Regions from separate parts of the Homo sapiens genome. Here region 2 is linked to region 1. A link is an interaction called in ENCODE POLR2A ChIA-PET data of the cell type or tissue named here. Cell type or tissue: PC-3. All regions are shown on one strand. Each heading gives the region's core, and the rest is flanking DNA. Links, peaks and the distances in the headings are about the cores only. Region 1 overlaps ASXL1 (ASXL transcriptional regulator 1). Region 2 overlaps COMMD7 (COMM domain containing 7).

Region 1 (11,033 bases), core at 1,204-9,203:
TCTACTAAAAATACAAAAACTAGCCAGACATGGTGATGCATGCCTGTAATCACAGCTACTTGGGAGGCTGAGGCAGGATAATCGCTTGAACCTGGGAAGCGGAGGTTGCAGCGAGCCAAGATCATGCCACTGCACTTCAGCCTGGGTGACAGAATGAGACTCCGTCTCAAAAAAAAGAAAAAAACTGAATTTTTAAGGATAAAAGGTATAATTCTGGATAAGAGTAACAGATTTAACATGGGAAAGATAAAGACTAGTGAAATGAAGATCAGTAGAAACTACCCAAAACAAAGAGAATCAAATGACTAAAAAACATAACAGTGCATCAGTGAGTTGTATGACTACTTCAAGCAGCCAAATATACATGTAATTACAGACTCCAGATGCGGTGGGGAAGTACAAAAGAAAAATATTTCAAGAAATAGTAGCTGAATACGTAAATTTCATCCATGAAGCTCAAGAGAATTCAAACACAAGAAATATGACGCAAACTACAACAAAGTATATAATAAACACATTGCTGAAAAAGCAGTGATAAAAAGAAAATCTTAAAAATTAACCAAAAAAGGCAAAAAAGATAAATTTGCTCGCTGAAGAACAAAGATTAAAATAACAACAGATTTTACAGGAGAAATAATGCAAGCTAGAGACAGTGGAGCAACATCTTTAAAGTACACAATGAAAAAAACCTGTCAACCTAGAATTCTGTATCAAAGGAATATATCTTTCTAAAAACAAGAGGAAGTACTTTTTCAAACACACCAAAGCTTAAAGATATCACCAGCAGACCTACACTACAAGAAACACATTAAAGGAAGTCCTCTGGCAGAAAGAAAATCTGAACTGACGAGAAAAAACTGAAGAAAATCTGGCAGATGAGAATCTGGAACCGCTCATAGGCAATAAAGAACACCAGAAATGGAAAACATATAAAGTAAAAGACATTTTTTCTTACTTTTAAAATCTTTTTAGGCCAGGCATGGTGGCTCATGCCTGTAATCCCAGCACTTTGGGAGGCCAAGACAGGCGGATCACTGGAGCTCAGGAGTTCGAGACCTGCTGGGCCAACGTGGCAAAACCCCATCTCTACTAATAATACAAAAATCAGCCAGGCATGATGGGGCGCACCTGTAATCCCAGCTACTCAGGAGGCTGAGGCATAAGAATCACTTGAACCCAGGAGGCAGAGGCTGCAGTAAGCCAAGATTGCACCACTGCACTGTAGCCTGGGCAACCGAGTGAGACTCCGTCTCAAAAAAAAAAAAATTGTTTTAAAAAAATTGACTACTTAAATGAAAAATAATAATGTATTGTGGAGTTTACAACATATGTAAAAGTGAAGTGTATGACAAACATAGCACAAAGTCTGAAGGGAAAATGAAGTGTACTGCTATAAGGTTCTTGTAATATAGGTGAAGTGGTATAATATTAAAGACTGAGTTTCACAAGCTGAACTCAATAAACACTAAAGCAGCCACTAAAATAACAAAGTACTAATGAGCCAAGAAAGGACTTAAAAATGAACCACTAAAAAATCCTCAATCCAGGCCAGGCATGGCGTAGCTCACTCCTGTAATGCCAGCACTTTGGGAGGCCAAGGGCAGGGATCACTTGAGGTCAGGAATTCGAGACCTGCTTGGCCAACATGGCAAAAGCCCATCTCTACTAAAAATACAAAAATTAGGCCAGGCACGGTGGCTCACGCCTGTAATCCCAGCACTTTGGGAGGCCAAGGCGGGCAGATCACAAGGTCAGGAATTTGAGACCAGCCTGGCCAATATAGTGAAACCCTGTCTCTACTAAAAATACAAAACATTAGCTGGGTGTGGTGATGGGCGCCTGTAATACCAGCTACTTGGGAGGCTGAGGCAGGAGTATCGCTTGAACCCAGGAGGCGGAGATTGCAGTGAGCCGAGATCGCGCCACTGCACTCCAGCCCAGGTGACAGTGCGAGACTCTGTCTCAAACCAAAAAAAAAAAAAAAAAAATAGCCAGGTGTGGTGGCACGCACCTGTAATCCCAGCTACTTGGGAGGCTGAGACAGGAAAACTGCTTGAACCCAGGAGGCAAAGGTTACAGTGAGTTGAGATTGCACCACTGCACTCCAGCCTAGACGACAGAGTGACAGTCCATCTTAAAAAAACAAAAACGAAAAAAACACCACATCAGACAAATAGAAAAGATGGTTGTTTAAACTCTATAAAAATCAGTAAACATCCAGCCGCAGTGGCTCACACCTGTAATCCCAGCACTTTGGGAGGCTGAGGTGGGCGGATCACAAAGTCAGCAGTTTGAGACCAGCCTGGCCAATATGGTGAAACCCCATCTCTACTAAAAATACAAAAATTAGCCGGGTGTGGTGTCAGGTGCCTGCAGTCCCAGCTACTTGGGAGGCTGAGGCAAGAGAATGACTTGAACCCGGGAAACGGAGGTTGGAGTGAGCTGAGATCGTGCCACTGCACTGCAGCCTGGGCGACAGGGCGAGACTCCATCTCAAAAAAAAATCAGTAATCACATTAAACATAAATAGTCTACAAACTCCAATTAAAAGGCAAACACTATCAAACTGGATAAAAGCAAGATCCCAAACACATGATGCCTGGGAAAAAAAACCACTTTAAACATAAAGACACAGGTGATAAGTTTTTTTAAAATATAAAAATATATGCCAAACACTAATCAAATGAAAAGCACGAGTAGCTATATTATGAGACAAAGTAAGTTCTGTCATTTCAAAATGACAGAGACCAATTCATCAAGATGACGACAATCATAAATGCTTATGTACCTTATAAGTAAATTTCAAACCAAAAACAAACAGAATTGAGATTTTAACACCTCTCTCTATAATTGATAGAACAGAAAATCGGTAAGAATACAGAAGACTTAAACATTATCAATCAACAAGCAAAACAGAATTGAGATTTTAACACCCTCTGTCTATAACTGATAGAATAGGAAATCGGTAAGAATACAGAAGACTTGAACATTATCAATCAACAAGCCAATCAACATTAATAGAATGCTCTACCTAACAACAGTAGAATACACATTCTTTTCAAGTGCCCGTGGAACCTTTATCAAGACACCTTATTCTGATCCATAAAACAAGTCTCAATCAATTTAAAAGGATTCAAATCATATAAGGTATGTTCTCTTACCACAATGGAATTAAATCAAAAATCAGTAACAGTAAGATCTCTGGATTTTTATTCCCAAAATATAATATCACACTTCTAAATAATCAGTAAGTTAAAGAATAAATCAAAAGAAAAATTAGATATTTTAAGCTGAATGAAAATTAAAACATAGCATATCAAAATGTGTGTGTGCATTAAATGTCTATCTTAGAAAAGAGGAAAGATTTCAGGGCTGGGAGCAGTGGCTACCCGCCTCAGCCTCCCAGCACAGGCGTGATCTGCCCGCCTCGGCCTTCCAACACTTTGGGAGGCCGAGGCGGGCAGATCACGAGGTCAAGAGTTCAAGATCAGCCTGGCCAACATAGTGAAACCCCATCTCTACTAAAAATACAGAATTAGCTGGGCATGGTGGCAGGCACCTGTAATCTCAGCTACTCGGGAGACTGAGGCAGGAGAATTGCTTGAACCCAGGAGGCAGAGGCTGCGGTGAGCCAAGATTGCGCCACTGCACTCCAGAGTGGGCAACAAGAGCAAATCTCCATCTCGGAAAAAAAAAAAAAAAATCAGCTAGGCTTGGTGGCACACGCCTGTAATCCCAGCTTCTCGGGAGACTGCAGTGAGATGACTGCTTGAGCCCAGAAGTTAGAGGCTTCAGTGAGCCATGATCATGCCACTAGCACCCCAGCCTGGGTGGCACAGCAAGACCTTGGCTCTAAAAATAAATAAATAACAAATAGCTAGATGGTGGACTTAACCCAACCATATCAATAATTAAATACACATGGTCCAAGCATCCCAAGTAAAAGACACATTAGGAAAAACTAGACACACATTAGGTCCAAGCATCCCAAGTAAAAGAATTAGGGAAAAAAAAAAAATCAAGGTCCAACTACAAATATAATGAAACAGACAGTATAACACAAAAGGATGGAAAAAATATACCATGCAAAAACTAAGCACTGAAAAGAACTGGAGTGACTATATCAATATCAAAGTAAATTTCAGAAAAAAGTATTGCCAGGAAGAGCAGAAATTTTACTAAAACACAAAAACCTTGGCTGGGCTTGGTGGCTCACACCTGCAATCCCAGCACTTTGGGAGGCCAAGGCAGGAGGACTGCTTGAGCTCAGAAGTTCAAGACCAGCCTGGGAAACATAGCCAGACCTTATCTCTACTAAAAATCAAAACTTAGCCAGGCATGGTGACACACACCTGTACTCTCAGCTACCTGGGAGGCTGAGGTGAGAGGATCGCTTGAGCCTGGAAGATCGAGGCTGCAGTGAGCTATAATATAATCTTGCCATTGCACTCCAGCCTGGGCAAGAGAGTAAAGCTCTGCCTCAAATACAACGAAAACAAAAACTTGAATTTAAGATGGTGAAGCCACTTTGGAAAACAGCTTAGCTATTTCTTTAAAAGTTAAACAGAAATTACCACCCAACCCAGCAATTACTCCAAGGTTTATCTACCCAAGAATAATGAAACTGTATGTCCACATAGAAACTTACACACAAATATTTATTCACAGCAGCATTACTCACAGCAGCCAAAAGGAGGAAGTAGTCCAAATGTCTATCAACTGAAGAATGAATACGCAAAATGTGGTACATCTATACAATGAGATACTATCCTGCAATATACAGAAATAAACTGCTAGCCAACTGTAATGGTTCACACCTGTAATCCCAGCACTTTGAGAGGCATAGGTGGGAGGATTCCTTGAGGCCAGGAGTTTGAAATCAGCCTGGGCAACAGAGTGAGATCCTGTCTCTACCAAGAAAAAAAAAAAATTAGCTGAACATGGTGGTGTGCGCCTGCAGTCCCAGCTACTCAGGAGGCTGAAGTGGGAGGATTGCTTGAGTTTAAGCCTGCAGTGAACTATGATCGTGCCGCTGCACTTCAGCCTGGGTGACAGAGCAAGACCTTGTCTCCAAAAAGAAAAAAAAGAAAAAAGAAATAAATTGCTAATACACATCACAAGACAAATAAATCTCAAATACTTCACACTAAGTAAAAGACGCCAGACTCAAAGTGTTATATAATGTAGGATTCAATTTATATGGCATTCTGGAAAAGACAGTACTGCAAGGACAGAGAACAAATCAGTGGTCACCAGGAGCTGGGGGTGAAAAAAGAAGCTGACTACAAAAGGATACAGGGAAAGTTTCTGGGATGATGAAACTGTTCTGGATCTTAATTATGGTGGTGGCAGGGCACACTGGCTCATTCCTGTAATCCTAGCACTTTGGGAGGCTGAGGCAGGAGGAGCACTTAAGGCCAGGAGTTTGAGGCTGCAGTGAGCTACGATCATGCCACTGCATTCCAGCCTGGGTGACAGTGAGACTGTCTCAAAAATATATTTTTTTAAATTAAAAAAGAATCATGGGTGGGGATTACATATCTGTATATAGATCTGTCAAAACTTACAAGACTATACACAAAAAAAGGTGAATTTCCTGTATTTTAAAATGGAAGTATGTTAGCACCAATAAAATATACAGCATACCCTGACTTATGATTTTTTGAGTTTACGATGGTATATGAAAGTGATATGCATTGAAGAGAAGCCATACTCTGACTACTCATACAACTATTGTTTTTCACTTTAGTATTCAATAAATTATATAAGATATTCAACACTTTATTACAAATAGGCTTTGTGTTTGATGATTTGCCCACTGTAAACTAATTTAAGTGTTCTAAGTGCATTTAAGGTAGGCTAAGTTAGGATTTACAGCAGGTTAGTCATATTAAATGCATTTTCAACTTAATATTTTCAACTTAAGGTGGGCTTACAGGGACACAAAAACATCATAAGTCAAGGACCATCTGTACTAGGATAATTGCATTCAAGCCATATATGGCATATATTTAAATAGCACTGTTAAAATACCAAATATAACTTTAAAACAAATTTGAACTAAAGAAATCAAACTCTCACAAAGCTGTATACTTGTACACTAAAAAGGGTGAATTTGGCTGGGCGTGGTGGCTCATACCTCTAATCCCAACACTTGGGGAGGCCAAGGTGGGTGGATCACCTGAGGTAAGGAGTTTGAGACCAGCCTGGCCAACATGGTGAAACCCTGTCTCTACAAAATTAGCCTGGCAGGCACCTGTAATCCCAACTACTTGTGAGGCTGAGGCAGGAGAATCGCTTGAACCCAGTAAGTAAAGGTTGCAGTGAGCCGAGATTGTGCCACTGCACTCCAGCCTGGACAACAGAGCGAGACTCTGTTTCAGAAAAAGAAAAAGGCGGGGCAGGGGGGCGGTGGTAAATTTTACTGTACGTAAATTATGCCATAAACTGAGAGGGAAAAAAAACAAAAACAAGATACTATTATACACTCACAATACTCAGTCCCATTCCCAGCAACATATACACCCCAGAGAAGTGAATGCACACATGCATCAGGAGACACATACACAAGCACTAAATGCAGCTGTTTGTTACAGCAAGAACCAGAAACAACCCAAATACATGCTAAGAACAGGTAAATCATATGGCACGTTGATAGCATAAGATGATACACAGCAGAAAATATGAAGTATTTCTATAAATGCACCAACATAGATCAAGCTCAGAAATGAGAGGCAAAAGCAGCAAATCAGAGAAAATACATCCACCAGTATGATTTCATTGACATAAAAATATATTTTAAAGCAGGAAAAATTATTATTTAGGACTTAAACTTCAGTAACACATGTGGGTTAAAAGCAAAAGAATCATTAATATGAAAAATCTGAATAGAGGTTTCTAAAGCAGTGAGGGAAAGGAAAATGCTCAGAGGCTCCAAAAGGGTGTATACTCTAGAGGGGTGGGGGAAAATAAATAAATAAAATAGAGTGTAAAAGATGTTTTGTTTGACGATGGTTGGATGTGGGGGCGTGCAATTTATTTTTAGCTATTATTCTTTAAAGGAACACAAACTCTGTATATACATATTTTAAAATAAATTATATATTTCATAACAAGGAAAGTAAAAACAATATATTCCCACAATAAAAACATACATGCCCAGGTCTTATAGGCATGATCTACCAAAAAGAATGAATAATCACTATCTTAAAGAGACTACTACTGAGAATCAAGAGAGGAAAAACAGCACAGCTTGTTTTGATAATAAAACTGGAAAAGGCCTGAAATTAGAATGTAACACTTGTAAATACAGATGCAAAAATTCTCAATAATTTATAACCTAAATCCAGCAATGTATATTTAAAAGGAAAATCATGTTGAAGTACCATTTATCCTAGGAATGCAAGGATGCTTGAGCACTGGAAAAAAAGAATCTATTAACATAACTCACTATATTACCAAATTAAAGGAAATAAAATACATCTCTTTACCCAAAGGAATAAAAAATTTGGCCAAGCATGGTGGCTGACGCCTGTAATCCCAACACTTTGGGAGGCTGAGGCGGGCAGATGACCTGAGGTCAGGAGTTCGAGACCAGCCTGGCCAACATGGTGAAACTCCATCTCTACTAAAAAATACAAAAATTAGCCAGGCATGGTGGTGCATGCCTGCAGCCCCAGCTACTCGGGAGGCTGAGGCAGGAGAATTGCTTAAGCCTGGAAGACAGAGGTTGCAGTGAGCCAAGATCAAGCCACCGCATTCCAGCTGGGGTGACAGAGCAAGACTCTGTCTCAAAATAAATAAATAAATAAATAAAATATATCTTCGGTGTTGAGGAAGGTGGCAAGAATGGAAGGAAGGAGACCAGTTAGGAAGCTACTAAAATAACCTAAGAGATGAAGGTGGCTTAAACCACTCTGGTGGCAGAGAGAGTGATAAAATGAGATATATTCTGAAGATAGAGCCAACAGGATTTATTCGTGATTACATGTGCCACAAGAGCAAAGGGACAGACTCCAAAATTGATGACTCCCAGGTTTCTGATTTAAGCAACTTAAAAAATGGAGTTCCCACTAATTTATACAGCCAACACAAGGGTGGAACAGGTTGGTTTTGCACATGTTAATTTTGAGATGCCATTAGATATCCGAATAGAGATACTGAGGAGGTAACTGAATATATGAGTCTGACGTTCAAAAGGAATATCCAGGATGGGGATATAACTTGGAAGTCATCAATGACAGAGAAACAAATGGAGAAGCAAAGAGAATAGTTAGCAAAGCAAAGGAAGATGAGATCTAAGCGTTGCAGAGGGAGATGCTGAAAAGAACCAAGCAGATTCATCCCCTGAACTGCAGACAGGCTAAGAGCTTAAACCAGACAAGGATGGAGTATGGAGTGGAAAACATGGGGATTATTTAAAGTGTGCATCAGGAGATAGACATCTCTACTTCAGAACCATGCATCGAAGTAAAAACCACTTCCCCACTTCTGTAAGAGACAAGTGAAGTCACAAAACCACAATGCACTGAATTCGCCAGTAGTATTTAAGAGCCTGACTCTCAAGCATCACACCTCAATCAAGGATCAGCAGGCATCTGAGTAAGGCTATGATGTGAAAGAAACAGGGCATGACAAATAGAAAAGCCTGGGCTGGATATTATATACATAATATTAAATTTTTTATGTATTTTATTTATATTTTGAGACAGGGTCTTGCTCTGTCTCAGTCTCGGCTCACTGAAACCTGTCTCCCAGTTCCAGTGATTCTCGTACCTCAGCCTCCTGAGTAACTGGGATTATGGGGGTGCACAACCATGCCCAGTTAATTTTTGTTTTTTTGTTTTTTTAGTAGAAGGGGTTTCACCATGTTGGCCAGGCTGGTTTTGAACTCCTGACCTCAAGTGTTCCTCCCACCTCAGCCTCACAAAGTGCATGAGCCACTGCACCTGGCTTAAATTTTTCATTTGCATTATGAAATGTTTCTAACATAAAGTTAAATACTGACAGTATCAGAACAAACAGCTAGTTACGCACCAGCTGGAAAAACTGTAAAATCATTTCCCAGACCTGAGACACATGAGTTGCTAGACCTAATAGCACAAAGGGCGAGAAAAGACCCACATCAAGGTACATAATCGTGGAAAAAAAGATCCTAAAAACTTTCGGGGAGAGGTAGCAAAAAAAAAAAAAAAAGAGAGAGAGAGGTCATACACAAAAGATCAGGAATCAATATGGCATTTGATTTCGATTTCAGAAGTAACAATGGGCCGGGCACGGTGGCTCTCATCTGTAATCCCAGCACTTTGGGAGGCCAAGGCTGGCAGATCACTTGAGGCCAGGAGCTTGAGACCAGCCTGGTCAACATGGCGAAACCCCATCTCTAATAATTATACAAAAAACAGCTGGGCATGGTGGCACACACCTGTAATCCCAGCTATTCCAGTGGCTAAGGCATGAGAATTACTTAAACTCGGGAGGTGGAGGTTGCAGTGAGCCGGGATCATGCCACTGCACTCCAGCCTGGGCAACAGAACAAGACTCTGTCTCAAAAAAAAAAGTAACCCCAAATATGACTGTTTTCTTTTGAGAAAAAAAAAAACTTACACTTTGGAGGTTTTCAAACATTCCATTCCATGAGAAAAAGATCTTGCTAATAAACATTCCATACTACACATCTCCTTGTTGACACTAAAAATTACTATTGTAAACCAATTCAACTGTTGGCACTGAGAACTGCTGCCACAGCACCTCTTCTATGTGTTTTTCCACTGCCTTTATTCAACAAACATTTATTGAATACCTACCATAAGAGCTCCTAGGGATATAAACAAGAACAAAATAATACAGATTCTCTGCCCCTAAGGCCCAGTCAGGAGAGACACATCAAACAATCACCCAAATAATTATAAACTTGTGATAACAAGTAAGGTTTGGACACAGGAAAATCCAATTTAGAGATAAATGAAGGATCCTCTTAAGAACTGAGGTAAGTTGTCAGCTCTTGAAACCTGTGGCCAGGAAAAAGTGGAGGAGAAAGAGTTCAAAATGGGAAATCCTGAAACTGGAAAAAGCTTAAGGAATTCAAATTACTGAAAGAAGGGCAGTGTGGCCAAACAAGGTTTGGATTTTTCTGCAACTGCCATGGGAAACCATGGATAAGTATCAAACATAGATCTGTTATAATCAAATTATGTTTTGAAAAAAATCCCTCTGGCCACTGGATTAAAAGGAGCAAAGCACTGGATCGTAAGGGGGCGAAGTGAAAGTAAGTAGACCAGGCAGAAGCTATTTCAGTATCCAGCATAACGGGATAATTTAGGATAGGGTGGTGGCAATGGAAATGAAGACTAAAAAAAAAAAGTTGAAGTTTTAGAAGTAGAATTGTCAGGACAGATAACTTTCCAAAGAAAACCAGCTCAAAGAGTCATCTGTATTTCAAAAAAGAAGACTAAAACAAAATAATTAGCTAATGCATTTAAGAAGTATCATACAAGCAAAGCCCATTTAGCACCACTGCATCAAAAAAGACAGCATCATTCAGAAGAAATTATACATATTTTTGCTCCCTACTCCTCTCATGATGTACAAATTAATTAAGCTATTCCTCCAGATCCTTGAGCATGCTTCTCAAACATTTGAGAACTGACTCATTTAGCTGAAGCTTCAAAGTTCCTAACCTGTCCTCTCTGTATTAAAAACAAATCTCTGAACCAAAAGTGTTACTTTGTACAATTTACTTAAACTCTCACAGGCAATTTCCTCATTATTATAGGACTTGGAAACATATTTATGCTTCAAAAGGACCAATATAAGGAGTATAACGTCTGTCTGGAATACAGTTAGCACTCAAACATCAGGTTCCATTTTTTCTTCCAGATTTAGCTAAGCTAGAAGCAACTTTCTTAGACTAAACAAATTCTTCAACTAACTCTCCCCAAAAGCCTGATCTGAAGGATTGAGATCAAATGCAGTTTTCATACTGGCTGACCCAAAGAAAAGTTTTTTTTTTTTCAAATGCAGTCCCAAGGAAG
Region 2 (8,000 bases), core at 1-8,000, 320 kb before region 1:
GTGAGCCTCCCACCTCAGCCTCCCGAGTAGCTGGGACCACAAGTGCATGCCACCACTCCCGGCTAATTTTTGTATTTTTGGTAGAGACAGGGTTTTGCCATGTTTCCTAGGCTGGTCTTGAACTCCTGAGTTCAAGCAGTCCACCTGCCTCAGCCTCCCAGAGTGCTGGGATATAGGCATGAGCCACCTAGCCTGGCTGCCTGTTTTTTTATTATTATTATTATTATTTTTTGAGACTAGGTCTGGCTGTGTTGCCCAGGCTGGAGTGCAGTGGCACAATCTCTGCTTACTGCAGCCTCGATCTCCCCAGGCTCAGCCACCCTGCTTGGTCACCTATTTTTATTTCATTTATTTATTTATTTATTTATTTATTTTTATTTTTATTTTTTTGAGACAGAGTCCCACTCCGTTGCCCAGGCTGGAGTGCAGTGGTGCAGTCTCGGCTCACTGCAACCACTGCCTCCTGGGTTCAAGCGATTCTCCTGCCTCTCAACCTCCTGAGTAGCTGGGATTACAGGCATGCGCACTACACCTGGCTAATTTTTGTTGTTGTTGTTGTTGTTGTTGTTGTTGTTTGAGATGGAGTCTCACTCTGTTGCCCAGGCTGGAGTGCAGTGGTACGATCTCGGCTCACTACAACCTCCACCTCCCAGGTTCAAGCGATTATTCTACCTTAGCCGCCTGAGTAGCTGGGACTACAGCCATGCACCACCGTGCCCGGCTAATTTTTGTATTTTTAGTAGAGACGAGGTTTCACCGTATTGGCCAGGCTGGCCTCGAACTCCTGCCCTCGTGATCTGCCCATCTCAGCCTCCCAAGGTGCTGGGACTACAGGTATGAGCCACCGTGCCTGGCCTTAATTTTTTGTATTATTAGTAGAGACGGGGTTTCACCATATTGGCCAGGCTGGTCTCGAACTCCTGACCTCAGGTGATCCGCTTGCCTCGGCCTCCCAAAGTGCTGGGATTACAACCACCGTGCCCGGCCCTATTTTTATTTTAATACTTAGCAAGATATCTGGCCCCTGTGGGTGATCCGTAACTGATTTTTATTTTATTTTATTTTTTTATGAAAAGGAGGTAACTCCCCTTCCCCACTCCCCAACGAGTTCTTTTTAGCAACATACACACAAAAAAGAATAATCAGCAATGAAATGTAGTCATAAGTGGCATTTAATCAAACATTGAACTAAATTCCCCAGGACCGCCAGCCTCATGCACCACCCTACTATTTTTCTCCATGGCACTTTCCCCCTTCTTTTTTGGGGGTTTTTTTGTTTTTGTTTTTAAGACAGAGTCACACTCTATTGCCCAGGCTGGAGTGCAGTGGCACGATCTCGGCTCACTGCAGCCTCCACCTCCTGGGTTCAAGCGATTCTCCTGCCTCAGCCTCCCAAGTAGCTGCGATTACAGGCGCTCACCACCACGCTCAGCTAATTTTTGTATTTTAGTAGAGATGGGGTTTCACCATGTTGGCCAGGCTGGTCTTGAACTCCTGACCTTGAGATCCACCTGCCTCGGCCTCCCAAAGTGCTAAGATTACAGGCGTGAGCCACCATGCCCAGCCTCCCCCTTCTTATACCCTGTATGGCTTATGTTTTACGTTATTGCTGTGGTCTTTCTCCTGCCAGTAGAATGGAAGCCTCATAAGGGCAGAGATTGTTGTCTGTTCAGTTCATTGATGTTTCCCAGCATCTAGCACAGTGCAGGCACATGGCAGTGCTCAGTAAATGTGCGTGTGTGACTACGGACCTCTGTTCTCTGTGAGCCTCACAGGGTGGCTTCAGCTGGTCAGCCTTCAGGGTCAGTACTGACTGGATGAAAGCAGCTCTCCATCCTCTCCCATCTGCTTCCAGGAGTTTTCACCAAGCCTGTGTCCATTCCTTGGGCTCCCATTTGTACACTGAATAAGAACAATGTTTGCTGTTTTTCCAACCGTCTTGGCAAAACTGAAGTCGTCACCCTCACTTCCCTTTGTTTTGTCCTTCATATTGTTTGACAGCTTTGAGGGTTTGGCTAAGGCAGCAGTTCTGGTGAAAATTGGTGCCTGTTGCCAGGCGCATTGGCGCACGCCTGTAGTCCCAGCACTTTAGGAAGCCGAGGCGGGTGGATCACCTGAGGTCAGGAGTTCACAACCAGCCTGACTAACGTGGTGAAAGCCCATCTCTACTAAATACAAAAAAAAATAGCCAGGCATGGTGGCACATGCCTGTAATCCCAGCTACTTGGGAGGCTGAGACAGGAGAATCTCTTGCACCTGGGAGGCGGAGGTTGCAGTGAGCTGAGATTGCACCATTGTGCTCCAGCCTGGGCAACAAAAGTGAAACTCTGTCTCAAAAAAAAAAAAAAAAGAAATTAAAAAAGAAAGAGGACGGGCACAGTGGCTCACGCCTGTAATCCCAGCACTTTGGGAAGCCAAGGCAGGCGGATCACGAGGTCAGGAGATCGAGACCATCCTGGTCTCTACTAAAAATACAAAAAATTAGCCGGGCATGGTGGTGCGTGCCTATAGTCCCAGCTGCTTGGGAGGGTGAGGCAGGAGAATCACTTGAACCTGGGAGGCAGAGGTTGCAGTGAGCCAAGATTGCACCACTGCATTCCAGTCTGGGGGACAGAGTGAGACTCTGTCTCGAAAAAAAAAAAAAAAAAAGTCTCCGTGTCAAAAAAAAAAAAGGGACCATCTCAAAGTTATCTGTGTTTGAAGAAGGATGTTCTTAAATTTCCCCACGTGTCATGTTCTGCTGACTGCAGCTGTTGGAGTTTACACAATTTTCTTTTTTTTTTTTTTAAAGGTCTGGGGTACATGTGCAGGGTGTGCAGATTTGTTACATAGTATGCCATGGTGGTTTGCTGCACCTGTCAACCCATCACCTAGGTTTTTTTTTTTTTAATTTGAGACGGAATCTTGCTCTGTCACCAGGCTAGAGTGCAGTGGCGCGATCTTGGCTCACTTCAACCTCTGCCTCCTGGGTTCAAGCAATTCTCCTGCCTCAGCCTCCTAAGTAGCTGGGACTACAGATGCATGCCACCATGCCCAGCTAATTTTTATACTTTTTAGTAGATACGGAGTTTCACTACATTGTCCAGGATGGTCTCGATCTCTCTCTTTTTTTTTTTTTTTTTTTTTTTTTGAGACGGAGTCTTGCTCTGTGGCCCAGGCTGGAGTGCAATGGCACGATCTCGGCTCACTGCAACCTCTGCCTCCCGGGTGCAAGCAATTCTCCTGTCTCAGCCTCCTGAGTAGCTGGGATTACAGGCGCCTGCCACCACGCCCGGCTAATTTTTGTATTTTTAGTAGAGATGGGGTTTCATCATGTTGGTCAGGCTGGTCTCGAACTCCTGACCTCATGATCTGCCCACCTCGGACTCCCAAAGTGCTGGGATTACAGGCATGAGCCATCGTGCCCAGCCCTCAGTCTCGATCTCTTGACCTTGTGATCCACCCGCCTCGGCCTCCGAAAGTGCTGGGATTACAGGCACGAGCCACCACGCCCAGCCCATCACCTAAGTATTAAGCCCAGCATGGAATAACTATTTTTCCTAATGCTATCCCTCCCCCCACCCCACCCTCCAAGAGGCCCCACACAATTTTCATTCTGTCTGACATAAGGTCAAATGTTGCAGGTCTGTCTTGTGGCTGGCATTTGCTTAGGACAAAGGAATCACCACAGGAAAAAGCTGAAAAAGAAGTTAAGAGCTTGAGGCCTAGCATGATGCCAATCCATGTTTCAAGTCTGGCCTCTGCCCTCCAGAGGTAACTTCAGGATGGAGAGCTTGCTCTTCCATCCCTGCAGCTTTGTTGACTTCATTGTCAGCAACTGTCAAGGCATTGCCTGATACCGCAGCACCAAGATAGCGTCTGAGAATGACCTGGTGTAGAAAGAACTTGGTGTGGGGACCCTCTGGCCTATAAGCCACTTGGCTCTGTCAGTTGCTGACTGTTGTGGCCTTGTTCCTTTAACTGTTTCCTTTTTTTTTTTTTTTTAAGTAACATTTTTTTTTTTTAGACAGAGTCTCACTCCGTCGTCCAGGCTGGAGTGCAGTGGTGTGATCTCGGCTCACTGCAACCTCTGCCTCCCAGGTTTAAGCGATTCTCCTACCTCAGCCTCCCAAGTAGCTGGGACTACAGGCGTGTGCCACCACGCCCAGCTAATTTTTGTATTTTTAGTGGAGACGGGGTTTCACCACGTTGACCAGGCTGGTCTCAAACTCCTGACCTCAAGTGATCCACCCGCCTCAGCCTCCCAAAGTGCTGGGATTATGGGCGTGAGCCACCACCCCCGGCCAAAGTAACACTTATTTTTATTTATTTATTTTTAGAGATAGAGTCTTGCTCTGTCACCCAGGCTGGAGTGAAGTGGTGCCATCATGGCTCACTGCAGCCTCAAACTTCTGGGCTCAAGCGATCCTCCTATTTTAGCCTCCTGAGCAGCTGGATTACAGGTGTGCACCTCCACACCCAAGTAATTTTTTATTTTTATTTTTGTAGAGGCAGGGTTTTGCTATGATGCCCAGGCTAGTCTCAAATTCCTAGCCTCAAGCAATCCTCTCACCTCAGCTTCCCAAAGTGCTGGGATTATAGGTGCCTTTCCTTTTTTTCTTGACATTATATTATGCAGATTGGTCCATCAACAGCTACTGAGCTACATCTATTTTTTTTTTTTTTTTTTTTGAGATGAGGTCTCACCCTGTTACATAGGCTGGAGTGCAGTGATGCAATTATGGTTCACTGTAGCCTCAACCTCCTGGGCTCAAGCCATCCTCCCACCTCAGCCTCCTGAGTAGCTGGGACCACAGGCCTGTGCCACTATACCTTGCTAATTTTTTTATTTTGTAGAGATGGGGTCTCCCTGTATTGCCCAGACTGGTCTTGAACCCCTGGGCTCAGGTATCCTCCCACCTCAGCCTCCCAAAGTGCTGGGATGACAGCACTTGGCCTTACATAATTTTTTTTAAGCCTGGATAGCAATCCATTGTAAGGATTCTTGCATTCAACGTGCTTTTATTGAGTGCCAACCAATAAACTTTGCCAGGCATTTCTCTCAGAGCTTGGGACACAGCAGTAGGCAAAATGAGCCTAGTCTTTGTTCTTATCAAGCTGGTGTTCTAGTGGAAAAATTGATAATAAATATATAACATAAAGTTGGGTAGTTATAAATGCAATGCAGAATATCCCACAGCATTATACGAGTATGAGTAAAGGGCAGTGCTATTTAAATTAGAATGAGGCTGGGATTGGCAGCTCATGCCTGTAATCCCAGCATTTTGAGAGGCCAAGGTGGGAGTATTGCTTGAGTGCGGGAGTTTGAGCTGGCAAGATAGTGAGACTCTATCTCTAGAAAAAAAAATTAAAAATTAGTCAAGCATTGTGGAGCATGCCTGTAGTCCCAGCTACTTAGGAGCCTGAGGTGGGAGGATCCATTAAGCCCAGGAGGTCAAGGCTGTAATGAGCCGTGATTACACCACCGCACTCCAGCCTGGGTGACAGAATGAGATTAAAAAAAAAAAAAAGTAAAAAAAGAAAAAATGTGAAATAGAATGGTCGGGGATCCTTTCTGAGGAGGTAAGAGTCAGGCAGAACCCTGAATGAAGCGAAGGGATGAGCTATGTGCAGAGAACTGCAAGGGCAAATGGCCAGGGGTAGAAAGCTGTCTGGCATATTCTAAAAATAGCACAGTAAGCAAGGGAGAGAGCCTAGGGGTTCTAAGAGGAGGCCAGAGCATGCAGGGTGTTGTACAACCTTTGGATTTTACTGTGAGTGAAATAGGAGATAGTAGAGGGTTTTGAGCAGAAAAAATAGCATGGTCTGACCTGAGGTTTTTGTTTGTTGTTTTTGTCATCGTTTGTTTTTGAGACGGAGTCTCGCTCTGTCGCCCAGGCTTGAGTGCAGTGGCAGATCTCGGCTCACGGCAACCTCCACCTGCCAGGCTCAGATGATTCTCCTGCCTCACCCTCCTGGCTAATTTTGTAACAGGCGCCCAGCCTGTTTTTTTTTTTTTTTGAGACAGAGTTGCTCTGTTGCCAGGCTGTAATGCAGTGGTGCCGTCTCTGCTCACTGCACCCTCAGCCTCCCAAGTAGCTGGGACTACAGGCGCATGCCACCACACCCGGCTAATTTTTGTACTTTTAGTAGAGACGGGGTTTTGCCACGTTGGCCAGGCTGGTCTCGAACTACTGACCTCAAGTGATCCACCCCCTCAGCCTCCCAAAGTGCTGGCATTACAGGCATGAGCCACCGTGCCTGGTCTCTCCATGACCTTTCATCCCTACTATCCACATTGCTAAAGAGCTTCCCCTGTATATCTCAGCGTGCTTTTGGGTGCAGCTTGGTTGGGTGAATTCTTGGCAGTGCAATTCTTGACTATCTGCATTTGCCAAATTTTCTCCCAAAAATGCTTAATGTTTCCTGGTAAACTAAGTTAAAATAATAGCTGGGCATGGTGGCTCATGTCTGTAATCCCAGCACTTTGGGAGGCCAAGGTGGGTGGATTGCTTGAGGTCAGGAGTTTGAGACCAGCCTGGGCAACATGGCAAGACCCTGTCCCTACAAAAATTCAAAAAATTAGCTGGGCATCATGGCACACGCCTGTAGTCCCAGCTATGTGGGAGGCTGAGGTGGGAGGATTGCTTGAGCCCCACCCACCCACCCCGGTGTGGTAGGAGGTGAGCTGAGATTGCCCAACTGCACTCCAGCCTGGGCGATAGAGTGAAACCGTGTCTCACTGTCTCAAAAAAAAAAAAAAAGTTACAATAATAAAGCCCAGTGTTTGGGGATTGTCAAATAAAGCATTGGGTTTGAATTGGATATAAACTAAGACACTGTATTCATGGTAGTTAGGAGTTATTTGGATTGGCTGGGAAGTAGCCACCTTCTCAGAGGGCCTTTATGGCTAAGGTTTCCCGGGGTCTTGCCTTTTTTATTCCGTGTGGCTTCCTTGCTCAGTCTGATTTTGGAGATAAAAGATTTCCTCCCTTTGTTTATATGGTTGATTTTACCGGTACAACAGCCTTTAGGATTGTTTTTCTGGAGTGAGTTGGGGGTGGGGACTTGGGTTTAGGGTATAGGTTCAGGGCCTTCCCTTGATGGTGGTTGGCATCTTCCTATTCTTTAATTAGTCATTTTCTGGTGAACTAAAAAGTGGAAAATTTGAGAGTGGTTGCCAAATTGTGACTGGGGATGTAGCCTGCAGGTTAAACATTGAGAAGCCCAGATTGCTGGCTTTGTTTTCAGGAATTGGAGCCTAGCAAAACAAGGTGACCACCACAGGGAAGTGTTCCTAGGGCTTCTGAGAAGTTTTGACAGCCCCTCTGGAAGTGACTTGTGAATTGTAGAGGTTAGTCTGTTTAGTCCATCTTGGTGTACTGTGTGAAAGCTAACTTCTTAGGACAATGCCATCCAATAGAACTTTCTTTGCAGATGTAAATGGTCTGTAATCTTCAGTGTTCAGTATAATGGTCACTGGCCTTGTGTGACTGTTTGACACAGGAAATAGCTAGTGAGACTGAGGAATGGAATTTTAAATTTTATTTAATTAAAATTTGCATAACCACATGCAATAGTGGCTACATAATGCATTGTGGAGCTCTAGGTGGTTGCCCCCTGTGCCCAACCTGACATTACACTCCCCTGCCTCTTGCTCCAGGAATTCGTATCCTTACTCATTCCTCAGACCAGTTGCTCCATCCCCAAGTCCGTGAAGTCTTTTCTGTTGTCTCTGACTTCTCTCACACTGGTTGGAGGGATAAATAATTGTGTTGTACAATTAAAAAAAAAATATGTGCCAGGCATGGTGGCTCTCACCCCTTTAATCCTAGCACTTTGGGAGGCCAAGGTGAGCAGATCACTTGAGGTCAATAGTTCAAGACCAGCCTGGTCAACATGGTAAAACCCAGTCTCTACTAAAAATACAAAAATTGGTTTGGTGTGGTGGCGCACGCCTGTAGTCCCAGCTGTTCAGGAGGCTGAGGCATGAAAATCACTTGAACCCAGGAGGTGTAGGT

Evidence for each region. Peaks named below come from ENCODE experiments on the same cell type or tissue, not always from the same donor. Only the 100,000 strongest peaks of a DNase experiment are listed, where the experiment ranks them.
Region 2: POLR2A ChIA-PET joins it to region 1 with 23 read pairs; 2 of 35 experiments call an interaction of 5 or more read pairs at or near these places.

Annotation. Positions count from the first base shown.
Region 1 is chr20:32,384,952-32,395,984 of GRCh38, reverse strand. The region is part of intron 4 of ASXL1 (ASXL transcriptional regulator 1); the gene reads right to left. Among named protein-coding and RNA genes, the nearest start is that of ASXL1, 32 kb to the right of the region's middle. In PC-3, for the core only: no CTCF peak of the experiment used is centred there; no DNase peak of the experiment used is centred there; H3K27ac peaks cover 413 bases.
Region 2 is chr20:32,707,400-32,715,399 of GRCh38, reverse strand. All of the region lies in intron 3 of COMMD7 (COMM domain containing 7), which reads left to right. Among named protein-coding and RNA genes, the nearest start is that of COMMD7, 32 kb to the left of the region's middle. RefSeq lists a silencer at 3,719-4,013 and an enhancer at 6,032-6,538. In PC-3, for the core only: no CTCF peak of the experiment used is centred there; no DNase peak of the experiment used is centred there.